2 separate regions of the Mus musculus genome follow, and region 2 is linked to region 1. The links are chromatin loops, found by intact Hi-C in ENCODE. Cell type or tissue: left cerebral cortex. All regions are shown on one strand.

Region 1 (8,000 bases):
AGAGGAAGGTATTCATGAAACATAAAAGATTTTAGCTCATTCTGCTTCCATCTAGTAATGTGTAGATCCAAAGGCCTTAAGATTTGACTCCCCCAATTCAGCCCCCAAATCTACCCTCCCCCCTCAGACTCTTCCTTGAATATCCTTTGGTCACACACAGAAGACAGGGAAACCACGGCCACTGAGACCCTCCTTTGGCTCTGTGTGGAGAAAAAGTTCAGCCTGGTGTTGAGAACAAATGAGAACGGGCTTGGTGTCAGGTGATTCCTGGCTGTAGTATCCTCTCCTGCTCCAGATGGAGCCCATGTGGCCAAATGAGGCTTAATAGACAAAATCACTCTCTAAATGGTCATATTGGATGCTGATCATCAAGATCTATGGCCAGAACTGCTGGGCGAATTGTTGGGCACAATCCAGGCAGGAAGAGGCTGAAAGCAGGCTCTGGACCATTCTAGGCAACAATTAAGGACAATTTACATGGCCGTCTGAGTTGAAATGGCACAATTGGGCCATTCCCCATAGAAGCTGCCTCCCTAAGCAATCTGTCTTGTGGTCTGGCATCCTCACTTGTACCTGCTCTGCTTTATGAAAATCCTGTCTACTTTTGGCAGCTCAGCAGAGATCGGGAGAAGGCTATACTGGAGAAGGGAGACCATGAGTCTTTTCTTTGCTATCAGCATCTCCTCACAGATTATAAAATTACAGCATCTTATGATGAGAAGGCACATTGGGAAGACCTTAACTCATGTCTTTATTTTTTAATTAACTCATGAAACTGAGGCACTCTCAAAGTCTAAGCAGCTTACGTGACCGAATCAGAGTCCACATCAGCATGGCTATGCTTGCCAAATCTGTGCCTGCAATGGGTCCCAGGAGGAAAGAAATTCTAGGGATCAGGAAACTCAAGAAATGGCTCTTCCTCTTGGTCAGCCTTCTATTAGAATGGCTCCCTCTGGGTGTCTAATAAGAAGGACTAATTAGGACTCTTATTGCTTTAAGTGAATGACTTTCATGAGAGAGTCTCATAAAATAAATCAAATCCAAGCCCGGAGGGTCTTATCTTCCTCATTTGTCTTATTCCCATTAGTGTCAGGCCACATATTATACTTTTGCTTATTTATTTCATTTCTAGTCTTTCTCCTAACTGTTCAGACAGGGACTCTACAGGGGCAGGAGATCACCAGTCCCAAACAGGAAGCTGTGTGAACTCAAACAAACCAACATACAAGTCACAGTCATTCCTTGCTTTCCTCGGCCATGGCCATGGCTTGTTATAAAAGTTTACCACGGCTGCAATCTAAAAGCGCGAAGAACCCATTATCGCGAGACTCTAGACAAGAAGCAGTGCTGAAGAGAAATCGATTCTGGGATTGCTGGGATGGATTAGTTTACCCTCGACAGAATACATATGAGAGCAATGCGTCAGGGTTAAAGTGGGTATTATAGTGACGGAATTTGGGGCTTACAGGACGTAGCTACCTGGTTCTTAAGAAGTACAAATAAGCAACAAAAAATAAAACAAAAGCATAATCCAAAGTGGAGGCTCTGGTAGTAATGGAACAAGTTTCTAGTTGGAAGTTTAACTCAGGAAGTGCTGGAAAAGGCTTTTATGAATTGACATCCACTACAGACAAACAAACAAACAACAACCACCCCCCAAACAACAAAAAGGTTCAGTCACAGGGTGAGAGGCTCATTACATAAAACTCTCCTAGAGAATACAGAATTCTCGTCATGACACGGCTCTAAAATGCCCCAGTGATGGGTATGGTACAGAGGTTGCTGGCAATGCACACTGTGTGTTCCAGATGTTCCAGATGTTCTGGGGGACCCTGCTATCCCGGCTTTGTGTTTGACATTGTGCTTTCAAGCGCAATGACTGCTCATGTGGTCTTTTCCCTGCTGTTTTATAGGTATCCGGTGTTGGCATTCTCCATGATCAGTCAGTAGATTTCTAGACAGTGAAGCAGGACTCAGTTGCAAAAGCAATTCTCTATGTTAGTAGAAGCATCAATTGTGGCCAGAAATCTAACCACACTTATGCCTTTAGAATCCCAGCACTCAGGAGGCAGAGTCAGGTGGATCTCTTGGAGTTTGAGACCAGCCTGGTCTATGTAGTGAGTTCCAGGTCAACCAGAGTACATAGTGAGACCTGTCTGAAACAACAACAACAACAACAACAACAACAACAACAACAAAACAAATCTGTGAAACTGAAAGACTCTGTAGCTGTTGCACAACTACAAAAGGTGCAGAAACTGGAATCTGTACTAGAAAAATGTGAGGTGTGGAGGTTTGTAAGGGGGGGGGCTGTAAGTTTTTAGTTGGAGTAAAGAAATGTGATGCTACACTGGTTATGCTTCGTGTATGTTTAGGGATGATTTACAGTCCAGTAACTAGCTATCTTTGCATCTATGGACATTCAAAATCATATCAGTGTTTACTTCCAATCGCTATAGCTTTAGAAACCACAAGGTGCACTGGAGAAGGCAAGACAATTAACAGCCCTGGATTCTTAGACGAGGCCCACATTTGTCTGCTCTGACATCGCCCTCTTCCATTGTTGGAATGTCTGTTATTCTGATTACTGTCTCTATGACTGCAGGCAGATCATAGAGGCTACGTGTATGAACTATTCTGTTCTGTAATGTTATCAACCACAAATGTAATTGCTACAGATAAAACAACCAAAGGGAAAAAAAAAGATGACACGAAAGATTACGTATCTCAAAGGGACCTTGTGAGATGACATTTACTGATAGTGCCTTAAAGCATTCACTCTCCCTTGAAAGTCTAAATCTAGCTTAGGCTGGTTTGGACTTTGCAGTGGTACACGGAATTGCCCCACGGTTGAAATAAAAAGTCAATATTACTCTTTCTTTTGTTTAACTATAGGTAAGCAGTGCTGAGAGTGTTTCAGGTAAGATGTGTGCCCAGCATGGAACAAAGCCCAGCTCACCCAGTCAACTAGGGCTAGAATCTTCTGCATATTCTCAGGTCCCTTCTCCCTCTAGTCTCCTATGAAACTGTCAGCAAGACAAGGGTTAACCTGAGAGAGAATTGAAAGAGAGGGATGTTCCCCATCTCACAAAATGGCAGAAGTGTCCAGGTACTTACATCCTGGTTGGACATTTCCCAGTACGGTCTCTCTCCATAGGACATCACCTCCCACATGACAATCCCGTAGCTCCACGCGTCACTGGCTGAGGAGAACTTTCTGTAAGCAATAGCTTCTGGGGCTGTCCACCGTATAGGGATTTTCCCTCCCTGAAAAAACAAATAGGATATTTCTCAGATGGTTCCCAAGTATATTAAGACACAGGCACTCTGTTCAGAGGTCTCTTGTTTGCCTTTCCTAAGTGCTTGATAATACTGTTGACGCTTTAAATTAGAATAGAGAGCTTGGATAATGTTAAATGGCAGAAATTTCCCCCTGATAATTGTTATTCAGGAAAAAAAAAGCTTTCATGGGGGAAAAGTCTCATTTTAGAAGGATTTTATTTCATTCATTAGAGAAATTTATTTTTACTTTAGATTCACACAATTAAACACACTATTATGCCATTTGGAGAAAGTTCCAGATTATGGGACATTAAAAACTAAATGTTATTCAACACTCATTAAGCACTGTATTACGTTTATAAATAATAATGAGGCTAAAGCTCTATTCTAGTTGAAGACAAATGGTTAAACAGGCTGAATAGCCGGTACCAACTCCACATTTAAGAGGATGGAATTTTCTTGCTTTTCCTCAGCCTTGATTACATTTATTATTACTAATTTTTAAATCTTTGCCATGATACAAAATCAGAGGTGTATAAAAAGTTCTATTTTTCACCCGTTAAGGTACATTGCATCTTTTCCTTCAGTGTTCAAGTTTATGTCTGAACATCATAAAAAGATTAAATTGCACAAATTTATACTGCTTAGATGCTAACATCTGTCATTGTGTTATACTTAACTTTTATTAACATTTATTACATTTTATCTGTTGAAACACTCTGTAAATCCCATTTTACTGTGATGACAAGAATAAAACAATTCATCCATTCAATTTGTAGTAATCTCCGAATTGCCATGTTGCACAGATGTGGCGACCCTTGTGCCACTAGATGGCGGTAGAGAACAAGAAGCGGGTCCATCTAACTCAAACCGGGGAGATAGGCTTCAGTTCCAACAAAATTATTTTCATCAGTCAGAACCCGCCACTGTGGGACTGTTTCAACATCATCAGCATTTTCATGCGCACAGCATCTGAGCTCGCAATGTGCACAAAATCTGTGTTAAGGGAAGTGTGGGGGAGGAGCAGAGAATAAAGTCTGTATTTTCTTTCATCATTGATGAATTTATGGGTTGGGAAACATCTATTAAAGGTGAAAATCTCCAGTACTATAATCCTTAATTATTTAACAATTGAAACACGATGAACTTCAAGCGAAAAAAAGATTCATCTGAAGTTGGAACAATTTAGGCTTCATAAGGCAAATGAGAGAATTAGCGAAACCCTCACTTCAGAGATGTCTGGAGGGGATTGTTAGGACCCTTGGGAAAACAACTTAAATCCAGTCCTCTGCTTTTACAGGTGAGTGAGATGTTCAGAGATGAAGAATTAGTATCTGAAGTCTACTTGTGTAGCCACACGATGAGATGATGGGGCCTTGCTAGAGACACGAAAATACTTCAGCTGCAGAGTTGGGTACATAACTGATTTTAATATTTTAACATGATATATTGTAGTCATCTATCATGGCAGCAGCTTGGACAGGAGCCTAACGCCTAGGTTTTCCGTGCTTTAGGGGGCATAGGTCTTTTAAAAACCTTGTAATAAGGACTAGAAAATTACATTTATGAAGTTAGTGAAAGCAATGTAACTGGGTGGGTAGGTGGAGGGCAGGAAAGGGGAAAGGTGTCATTATTTTTATTTTTTTCCTTAAGCTTCTCACACAAGCCACGTGTGAAAGAGACTGTGGAGTCTAAGCCACCTCTCCACACCCCCATCCCCAAAGATTCGATCTTTAACATAATTTAAGTTTGCCAGAAAAACAAACAAACAAACAACAATCACACAGCACCCACAGTTAAGTGAATTCTACACAAATACCAAATACTTGTTCTTTATTTTTTTTTAAGGGTAAATATACCCCATGATGGAGTTTTATGGAATGGTGTGTCCCAATTATCAAATGAGGTTAGCATTTGCCATAAATGAATAAATCAACCATCTTTTTTTTTCTTCTGTAGTTGAAATATGCACCCTATATTTTGATTTGTTAAATTTGGCAAGTCCTAGTCAAATGTACTGAGAATACGATGTTGTAAGCATGCTGTCCCTGAACATTCAGGAACATTCTAAGGCAGCTGGTATGATCACACCTACTCTCCTGCCCCTGTGTTAAGTCTCAGTGTATTCCTTGAAATACTGCAAAGCCACAGCTAACCGAGACTTCATGTTCAATTTACCTATTGTCTCATAAATAATATCCTTATCCAAGTGATTTGCAGATTCATATAAATTTGTATATCAGACAACGTTCACATGGAAAGGTGAATTTTATCAGTTTTCTTCTTGAGATTTTTTTTTCTCTTCTCCCTAAAGGGAAGATATTAAAGACATTTGACAAGCCACATTGCTACCTGTTGTGAACGGCATTCATTCTAAATTCACCCATGGAAGCCCTAACTCACTGTGTGACTATATTAAAAGAGACTTAGAAGAGAAATTCAGGTTAAATCAAGCCATAAAAGTATAACCCAATACGACTGGTGTCCCCACAGGGGGATGCAGATACAGCAAAGACTCTGCAGGCACAGAGAAAAGGCCATGTGGGGACATGCTTGGGAAGGAGCCAGCTGCCTGTGAGCTGGAGAAGCTTCCAGAAGAGCCTCACTTGCTGACATCTTGGTCTTGGACGCCAGAACGAACTACAAAGAATACATTTCTGGTGTTTAGGACACCCAGTTGGTGGTATTTTCTCATGGCAACTCTGGCAGACTAATTGTTACACGACCCCAATAAAAAAAATGAACCTTGTTCAATACTTGTTCAAATGAACACCACTGAAAAATGAACAGTATATCTTTATTTCAAATTCTTTGCCTAGTGTTGTCTGGAAATGGAAAGTGTAAGCCAGAATAATCTTAAAATAATATACAGGGGAAAATGGGACAGACGTTTAATGTGGAAAACATAATTTTAAGTAACAAAATGCATAAATCTAATAGTGGGCAGAAACTGGGACGCTTCTGAGCTCACATGCGACAGAGATAAGGAGACGTGCAATGCATATTTTCTTCTTCTGATGAAGAATACTAAATATAGTTTATTTCTAGTTGTAACATGAGGGAAAAGGGATGGGAGCCTTAAGCCTTGGGCACCGTTTCCAATTCTTACATTAAAAGAAGTAGAAGTATCTTTTGTATGCATGTACAGTGTGTTTATATAGTGTGTAGATGTGTTTGCATGCTTGCATGTGTGTGAGAGAGTGAGGGTGCTCATGTGCCGTAGCACATGTGGGGAGCATCCGTGTGGAGGTCAGAGAACAAACTCAGGCATCAGCCCCCACCTTCCATGTTGTTTAAGGCAGGCTCTCTTTGTTGTTTGGTGATGTACAGCTGCAGTCAGGTCCCTGGCTCCCAAGCTTCTGGGGTGCATCCTGTCTCTACCTCCCATCTCACTGTAGGTGTGGATTACATATGTATGCTGCCTTACATAGCTTTATGTGTATCCTGGGGATTGAGATTCAGGTCCTCTGAGTCCTCTGAAGAGACCCCTTCCCCCTGGCTCCCATCCTTTTAATAAAATGGACTAACTTACACTGTGGATTAATCTTGTCTACATGTTTTCACCCCTGAGCACTGAAGTGCTTTTTTTTTTTTTGGTCTTTCATGTTTTCTGTTATTTCAGGAAGCTCTAACCACCAGATGCTTGCTTCAGGTTGCAGGAATGAACAAATAGTATCATTCTTTAGATTTGAAACCACAATCATGGCTAGTTGTTTTCACCATATGGTTAGTGAGCCAGAGAAGAAAGGATGCTAATCAAAGGGACTAGCCGGGATCCAGAAACATTTTCGCTACTGATTCCTCTCTTACATAGCAAGCTTAATCACTGAGGAACAAAGAGGGGACAGGAAGTCAGAGACACTGAGGCTACTGAAACTATCACTAGGGAAGATTTTTACCCTGTTTTCCAAATTATATTCAAAGCTTGTTACCCAACAAGTAGGTAGTGTGCTGCGGATGTAAAGGTGAGGATGTAACAGAATAAGGAGTCTGCACATGTGTATATGTGTGCATGTCCAGCACACCACAATGCAGCTATATTCAGATCTATTTCACATCTAAATTTTAGAACGTAGGGCTGTTCTCGCAAGAGACCAGTTAATAGATAGGTAGTAAAATCACAAAGACTTAATACTAAAATCTAACAAAAAATGATCCAGAGAAAGCAAAGACATTTGAAAAAAATCCTCCATTTCTCATTCATTGGAATTGATCATTTTAACCCAAAGAAAAAAGATTTCGAATGGACAATAAGTTCTTTGGAAGCTTTCCTTTTCTTATAAATCTGTCTTTGAAGTCTTGAGACTCTAAAGATTCAGCATCACAGAACAGTCAAATACCCAGTAAATGTATGGGAAAATGTTGAGCATCTTTAGTTATCAGAAAAAGGCAAATCAAAATTACAAGGAGGTTTTATCTCACCATAATCAGAATGGCTATCATCAAGAGAGAAAACTACAAATGCTAAATGAGAGAGAGGGAAAGGAACTTTTATTCAGTCTGGTAGGAAAGTAAATTTAGTCCCTATGGAAATCAGTAAAAACAAACAAATTAACAAGCAAACTAAAATGAGCTACCACATGATATAGCCACAGTGCTTGTAGTTATATTCTTGAAGTCTCAGTTATTGCACCACAGGGATTCTCTCACATTCACGCTTATTGGAGGATTATTCACAATAGCCCAATCAGAGAATCAGCCCAGGTTCCCATCAACAG
Region 2 (8,000 bases), 920 kb after region 1:
GTGTGCCATGGCTACCTGGTACTTGTGTTTGTCCAGGATTGTCTGGAAACTAGTCATATCACACATCGGGGATAATAAAATAAATTCACTCTTTCATGTAGCCAAACAAGTTGACTGAATGAATCATTTTGCATGCAATTGATTATTTTTATAAACATGAGCACCCCAAGAGATGTATCAACTCATTCAGACTACAAAGGAGAGTAATCTTTGAATAAATAGACCCCTGATGGCCAGTAGCCACTATAATTGATTATACTTGCTTAACTTACAGAGGAAGCAAGCTTGGTTTTATATTCACTAGTAAATAGATACAAGTATATATATATATATATATATATATATATATATATATATATACACTCAGAGATTAAAATGCAAGTTTTAAATAAAAATTGCTGATACCTCGAAAATACTGTGATTTTTAAATACAAGAGAAAATAGTGGCATATGAAAGACAGTCCAATACAAATCATGTTTCTGCTTAATCAGACGATGTGATATGGGAAGAAACATTACTTTCATATTGATTCAAAGAGCAATGGGTAATAGAAAGAAAGATTCAATCTGATTTATTTTGTCTTTACAGCACAGAGCTCTACAGTCAGTTTAAAGGCAGGAAGCCTTCTCTGTAGGGAGGTTTCCCTTAGGTTGATCTGAAGAGGGAGGTAGTTCAGTTCTCTTCAGCATCATTGACTCTGACTTAGTATGGAAGATGGGGTAGGAGGTCAGAGGGTGAATCCAATCTATTCATCCATGAAGGATTTTATATATAATCATTTGGTAAAAATAGACACAGAGCAATGACATTTCATTTCGTGAATGTCCTTAATCACGAATGAAGGTTATAGAAAAATGAAAACTTGCTCTATATAAAATAGGCTTCAAAACTAAAATCTTAATAAAATTATGAGCAATGTGAAAAGTATTTGCTGAAAACTAAGTATTAATCACATATCTGACATTTATGTTTATATCTATTACCACTAAATGTAAATTTTACGTCTATCATTTTGTGCTGTTCATATAATTCTGCAACATTCTACATTTAAATAGACAAGCATTAATGTTCAATTTGCTGTCTCTTTATGAAATTATAGGTTAACAAACTTACTCTAAAGTACTCAGAAGAGCAGTATATAGAAGGCTAATAATTTATCACTCATTTGTATGATTATTTTAATATTTGAGTGTTCTCTTAAGTTTGCCAGGCAAAATCTCTAATCACTATAATATTACAAATAACCATTTATTCCTGATAAAAAAATATGATCATATTTTGTAACTTCGCATTAGAGAACAATCCCAATTTTATCCAACTTTATTTTTGAGTACTAGTAAATTTATACTTGTATTTTAATGCATTACTACAAATTCAAGTTAACAGTTTTATCTGGTGATACCTAATAGCCAGTTTTAGTTGATGGGATAGCTGAGAAATACTCCCAACCATTAAGTTAAGCTAGTTGAAACAAGCACTATGTTTCAGATGTTTCCTATTTACTTTAGGTTTAAAAATCATTAAATTTCACTAAGACAAAGAAGGAAATAAAAAAATTACTCTAAGAGGTTAGGAAACTCCACAACTAGGCTTTTGCATTTGATATAAATATCTGTAATGTGATCGTTCGGCACGGCATGCTTCAGTAGAATGGTGCTTTATTTGGGGGATGTTCATATGTGTTTTATTTGTCTGCATCCAGCCAGGGCCTAGGATTGATGCTGACTTACTTAGGTACTACAGGCATTAACTATCAAGGAAATCCTAGGCTGGAATCACTTCAAACTTTGTAGTAAACTTGAATCTCATAGTACACACATGTTTAATTCCGGTAGTTGACAGTTCTAGTATTAAAATATATCTGATGTCCTCACTCTTAAAAATTGTTTCCTTTCAAATGAAAGGGCAAGTAAATAATTTCAGGTTATTTTTTTTAAACTCTTTGTATTTTCACAGGAGTCAACTAAACTACTTCTGGGTAATTAATACCAATAATCCAAATGAGGGATGCAGTCTGAAGAGAGTGGAATTATAACTGTCACTTATGTGACATGTCAAACTCACAGGGATAACGTTTTTTTTTTTTTTTTTTTTTTTTTTTTTTTTTTTTTTTACCAAAAGAAAAATTGTGATTGCATTTTGTCAGATAAAAAGTAATAAGTAAAACACATCAATAGTATTGCTTATAAACAGGAACATCTGGATAACTATTTCCTTTCTAGATAAAATAATATGGCCATACGCGAGTATAACAAAAGTAAGCCTTCGATGTTTGGCTTGTCTTCCCTCAACCTCCTACCTATCACACACAAAGCACACTATAATCTGACCTCTATTTGTACTTTCAGCTAATGTTCTCTAGAACATTACACATAGATCTTCCATAATAAATGGAAAACGTAACTGATCAACACTGTATTACATTTGAAGTCTGTGTAGAGAGTCTTTGCTAACAGGTGACATATTGGTGATCCTACCGTATCAGTGAGAGCATCCAGCCAGGTACCTGCTGGAAAACTTTTATGGCTGTTTGATACCTAGTGTAAAATCAATCAAGAACATGCAGGTAATGTTTTCTATATCTTTAAACATGCATAGCAGGGATCAAAATAGATACATCTCATGGAAGACTGAGTGGAAGTAAAGAAAATATTCAAATATTTTACATGCTTCTCATCATTTTTTTCCCTCACACAATGTTTGCCTTCCTCTTTCCACTATCCACTGATAAAGTCCTCTAAAAATTGGACAGCAACTAGACTTTATGAATCGATTATTCATAACTTGGAATTTCAGATTTAACACTTGTTTGCCCAGTTCTTTCAGAAGAGAGAAGCACTAACAGCGATCCGTGAGCATCTGTTCTATGGATATTTTCACGAAGTAAATGGTAGAGTTCAGAAACTAAGATAGGGTAAGGTCGACCCATAGTTACTGGAGGAAAACAGGCTGATCATTGGTTACAGGTGTATAGAAAAAAGTCATGACCTTTTTTTTGTAATCTGCTGTGGAAGAGAATCCACACGTTGCCATTTAGTGAAAGATCTCCATGAAGCAGTTAGGTCTGTGCCATGAAGCTTGACCTCCAGTGGAGACTGCGCAAGTGGGAGCAATCAGGCAACTGCCAGGAAGGAACCCAAGTGCTGAGGATGTCTGAGCTTCAGAAAGAATTCAAGAGACTGAAGAGATCAAAGCCCCAGGGGCCCGCTGGACCCGGGTGGTCTAATCAGGGCTCCCTGGAACTCAGAGTGTGGCAAGTCCAGAGGAGCTGACCCAGGGACAAAGTTACCTGCAGTAGTGGACAAGTGTACTCGGGGCACCCTCCTCCAACCCTTCTGTTTGTCCCTTACCTTGGTTGGAGACGTGACTGCAGTCGCCGGTCCAAGCCGTTAGCAGGGGCAAGAAGAAACCAAATTGCAAAAGAAATTCCCGGACTTCGCAGCCCCCCATGGCTCTGGTTGGTTCTCTTCTCCTCCTTAAAAAGAAGTGGCAGCAGCGCAGCCAGGTGTTCCTAGTAGCGTGGGGGTCCTGAACCAAGCTCTCTTCTTCTTCCTCCTCCTCCTCTTCCTCCTCCACCCGGTCCGCAGGGGAAGTCCCGGGGCGCCCCCCGCGCGAGGCCCGGTGCGCAGGGCACGAGGGTCCAGGCTGCCCAGGTGCTGGAGCAGCTGCTTGCGGGGACGATGCTGCCTGCGCCGCCGGGGAGCTCCTGGCGGCTGGAGGCGAGGGGAATTGCATCCACCACCGTGTCCCGCTCGAGCGAGGACTATTCACTTGGGCCCAGGAGAGCGCGCGCGCAAGAGCGAGCTCAGGCTCTAGTTTGGGGGAGGGGATGGTGGACGGGGGAGGGTGGCTCTAGGCCGGTACTGGGGATGGGTAGGGACGTTTGGACGGGTAGTGAAGGTGCAGTTCTGGGGACCCAAGTGCTCTCTGCATCCAAGTGGGCACTTACAGACCCCAGAGCAGAGGAGGCACAGCAGATAGTAAGGGTAGTCTGGGCATCCAGAACTTTCATGTGTCTGGTGTCTGGGAAACCCAGCGACTGAGGCTCAGCGGGATCTCAAGTGGTCCCTGGGAGGGGCGGACTGAGCACTCAGCCTCTTGACTGAGTAGCCTGGGCTGAGTGTCGCCTCGTGACCACCGACTCGGCGGCATCTGCGCCGCCCCCCTCGGCCGTAGCAGCTGTTTATTGGGTATCACGGAAGCTACCTTAGTCCCCCAAGCACTTGCGTCCCCCCTCCCCCATGTAACGATGTGCTCTCAGCTCTGGACACCACCTTTCCCTTGGAGACATTTCTGCTACCAGAAAGGGTGAGGGTTGCAGGTCAGCGCTCCTGGCCCCGGGGCACAGCTTGGCGAAGGTAGTGGTCAGCCCTGACGTGTCTGAGTGCTAGCCTCCCAAACTTGGCCACCGAGGTTTGTGGCCACCTCTCCCGTTCTGAGTCCTTGGAAAGCATAGGGAGAGAAGAGGCTACAGAGAGGAGTCACTGAGCGCTGGAAGTCTACTGGTGCCTGGCGCCTTGGCTTCCCCAAGTCTTAGCATTCCGCATAAGGTGGTGACTTCGCCATGGAGGTCATTAGCATCTTCATAGCAGCTTTGGTGCGGGGCTTCCAGGGGCCTGGATAAGTCTGCCTTTCCGCGGTGGCGTCGGGCTAGAAGCTGGGAGCAGCCCAAGGTCTGAGCAGTGCGTGGTCAAGTCCAAGGCAGCCCGCGGGGGCCGGTGCGCTCTCCTTGCTCCGGATGCCCCTTCTCAATACCCTGTCTCCCAGGTCCGGGCTCTCCTAAGCCGGTTCACTGGCTACTTACTTGGTGGGACCCCGCCCTGGGCCGAGGCACGGGACTAGCTGATGGGAAGTGGTGTTGCCACCTGCAGTCTCCAAGCTGTCGCCCTGCTGCCGGCCGAGAGGGGTGCGTGGAGGGCAGGGCCCTAGAGCTCTGCTGAGCTCGGTGGAGCCGAGCGATCTCCCGTCTGACAGCAGCTGTGGCTCGGGTGCAGCCAATTCGGCGCTAGAGGGGGTTAGTAGACAACAAAAATTCCTCCACTGCTCGCAGGTGGAAGAGCAGGCTAAACCTGCGGAAAAAGCTGAAGGATGCTTTCAGGTTAAACTTACAATGTTTGTTAAGGCGCTTATCACTGGCGTTGGATTTTCTGTAGTGTATTTGTTAACATTATTATCGTTTTCTTTATTGAAGAGGAGCAGATTATCAAGCCTGAGTAAGGCTTTTTTTTCTTTTTCTTTTTCTTTCTTCAATAGCACTAGGAAGGGTTTTTGATGACGCTGGAGAAAAGTGAAGCGAATTTCAGAGGATAATTTTCAGGTGGGTGGAGGGTTCAGGTCGGGAATAGTTGTGACAGGAACCTTAAATGTTGTAGGTCTAGGGTCAACGTTTTACCAGGAATGCTGGAAATGAAAGCAGGGTTTCCTCGGATTTCCGCGCTGCTCAGTGCTGTTTGTGGCTCGGATCCTAGTTTAAGGATTTCAGTCCATGCCTTACAGTCAATCAGAAGGAAAGAGAGAGGAGCAAGGAAAGCTCAGAATCCAAAAGAGTAATGAAACGTGCAAGTGGGAACCACAGGGTAATGACACTTTCTGATTGGTGGCTACTCTCACGCTCATTATGAATTCATACACAGCTTGTTTTCAAAGATGTCCATGCCAATTTAAATGCGTGCAAATCACACCTACAAAGATGGAGTTCCTATACTCGTGTTTACAGTAGGGTAATCTGATTTCACTACTCATATTTCCAGTGTTACTGATACTAACTAATGACATAGGTGCTTGTAAATTCAATTTAGTTTACTCACTCAGGTGTAAGGTAAAACTCTACATGAGTGCAGCACCTGGCATTCTGCCTATCTAATGATTTCAGAGTGTATAACGAATATGTTGGTGGACTGATGATAAATCATAATTCTTTTGTACATTTGCTCAGTGGAAAAATGAACATAATATCAGTATCACATTTATAAATGAACATCTAAACTCAAGCTTTCGTGTTTTATTTGAATGGTAAATTTGAAAGAGTTGGTTATAAACAATTGAACTGTAAGAAGCTTTTCTAAAAATCATATTAAATGGGAGTGATTCTAATGAAAAGAAAACGAAGAAAGGAAAAGAAGAAAAACAAAGGTGTGTGTCACTTCCCAAGTCTCAAGCTCAATTGCACAGCAAAATGCAATGTATGAAACAGAAGTTTCAACATAACTCTGACATTTGAGGGAACTGAACTTCTCCTGTATCAGCTGTTTGCCTTGTCTGAATTATTTGTTTAAATACGCCATGGTAGAGCGTCACAGAATATGTATTGTGTATGCAGATGATGACTGTCTTATTAATTTTAGCTTTTTAAGAAAAAAAACTTCAGGATTAAGCACCTGTCATATGTTTAGAAATACTCTGATACTGTCTCTTACTGTTTTTTTTTTTTCAGAGATAAAGACATGGTAGTTTTTGTCATGACCATTGATCATAGACAGTCTTAAGGACATTCTTTTAATAGAAGAGTGAGCCATGACTTGGAGTCTGTCTATTAATTCCAACTTGGTAGTAACATTTTTTAAATAAATCAATTTGTCCATTTCTATCCTCACCAAGTATACATACATGTATTACATTCTAAAGGTTCCTTACCAAGAATATATACATATATACATTCTAAAGGTTCCTTACCAAGTATACATACATGTATACATTCTAAAGTTTTTTTTTTTCCATATGCCGACTTTTCTCCTCTCGGGGGAGAGTTAATGGTAAACTATTTTGTATGAATAAAAATAATGTGCTTCATAAACCTGCCTTGGAGTACTCAGCCCTAAACTAGGTGGGACATCTACATCAAACTCCTCCTCTTAGAGGTCAATGAACCTGGTGGAGGAAGAGGCAGAGTATAAGAGCCAGAGGGGAAAGAGGGCACAGAGATAATAAGGCCCTCTCAACCAATATGAGCAGAACGCATAGGAACTCAGTGAGACCCCATGCAGCATGCATGGAGCCTCTGTGAATAGAGTGTGGCTTCTAGTTCAGTGTTTTGTTGAAATTCCTGAGGGTCTTGCTTCCTGTGTCATGTCCTAGGGCTCTTTTCCTTCTGCTGCTTTATCCAACTTTGATATGATGACTTTTTTGTATTATGTTATATTTTATTAGCACTTAAAAGCCTGTTTGCTCTCTAACAAGAGACAGAAATGGTGTAGGCCCAAATGGGAAGGGAGGTGGTGAGGAGTCCAAAAATCATGATATATTTATGTGAGAAAAAAATCTATTTTTCAATAAAATAAAAAGAAATCATCACTAGGAAAAACAGTCATGAGTATCCTATATGAACTAGATGAAATTGCAGGAAGTGGAGATCCACTTCTGTTTTGATATTTTGGCAGTGTTTTATATTTGCTGACATGTGACAGTTTCAAAATTATAAGCCGCTCAAAGAACCAGATGCAATATTCATGTAGATTTATCTGCACTTGTCTATTTGAATCATACCCATATTCATAAAAGCATTCATGTCCCATTTTTCAGAGCTATATTGTTCAGAATTCTTTTGTATTCCTTCAGAACATTGTTCTTCAAGATATATGGGATCGGGTTTCAGGTAAGAAATGATTAAATTTTTATTAAGTGAAAGATATATGACAAAAAATTCCAGCCCAACGATTCACTTAGTGTAGAAATAACAGCCTTCACAATGCCTATTGCTATTTGCTTTGTAAAATGATGAAAAGAGTGGAGATTTAACCTGCAATTAATTCCTCGAGGGAAAACAAGAAGGATTATGCTGTTTAATCCACAGCATGTTTCAAGGCTGGAGAAAGTCTCAAGTATGTTATTCTGGGAGAAAAGTAAATTAATCAATTTACACCAGTAATTTGCATTCTCTAAGGTCAAGAAAGAAGAAGCAAAAATAAAGAGTTCTGATCCTTAAAGATGTCACGAAATATCTGGTTTTAAGGGATTAAGTTTTCACTATGGATATACACAACTGAATGATACTTTTTACTGG

Evidence for each region. Peaks named below come from ENCODE experiments on the same cell type or tissue, not always from the same donor. Only the 100,000 strongest peaks of a DNase experiment are listed, where the experiment ranks them.
Region 2: it touches region 1 in a loop (9-fold over the local background); 6 of 42 quality-filtered maps call a loop at or near these places.

The regions. Positions count from the first base shown.
Region 1 is chr16:59,679,492-59,687,491 of GRCm38, forward strand. It overlaps Epha6 (Eph receptor A6), which reads right to left. Exons shown (of 18, transcript NM_007938.2): 15 at 3,118-3,267. Among named protein-coding and RNA genes, the nearest start is that of Arl6, 44 kb to the left of the region's middle. In left cerebral cortex, a CTCF peak has its summit at 4,112 (motif pointing right); DNase peaks (open chromatin) are centred at 4,156, 4,634, 5,374, 5,772 and 2 more places; H3K27ac peaks cover 1,108 bases.
Region 2 is chr16:60,601,513-60,609,512 of GRCm38, forward strand. Epha6 (Eph receptor A6) reads right to left here and starts at 4,019. Exons shown (of 18, transcript NM_007938.2): 1 at 3,352-4,019. The coding sequence starts at 3,736. Gm9017 (a long non-coding RNA gene) reads left to right here and starts at 5,204. Exons shown (of 3, transcript XR_384917.4): 1 at 5,204-5,318; 2 at 7,520-7,592. In left cerebral cortex, CTCF peaks have their summits at 3,715 and 4,999; DNase peaks (open chromatin) are centred at 3,223, 3,792, 4,108, 4,960 and 1 more place; H3K4me3 peaks cover 5,408 bases; H3K27ac peaks cover 2,967 bases.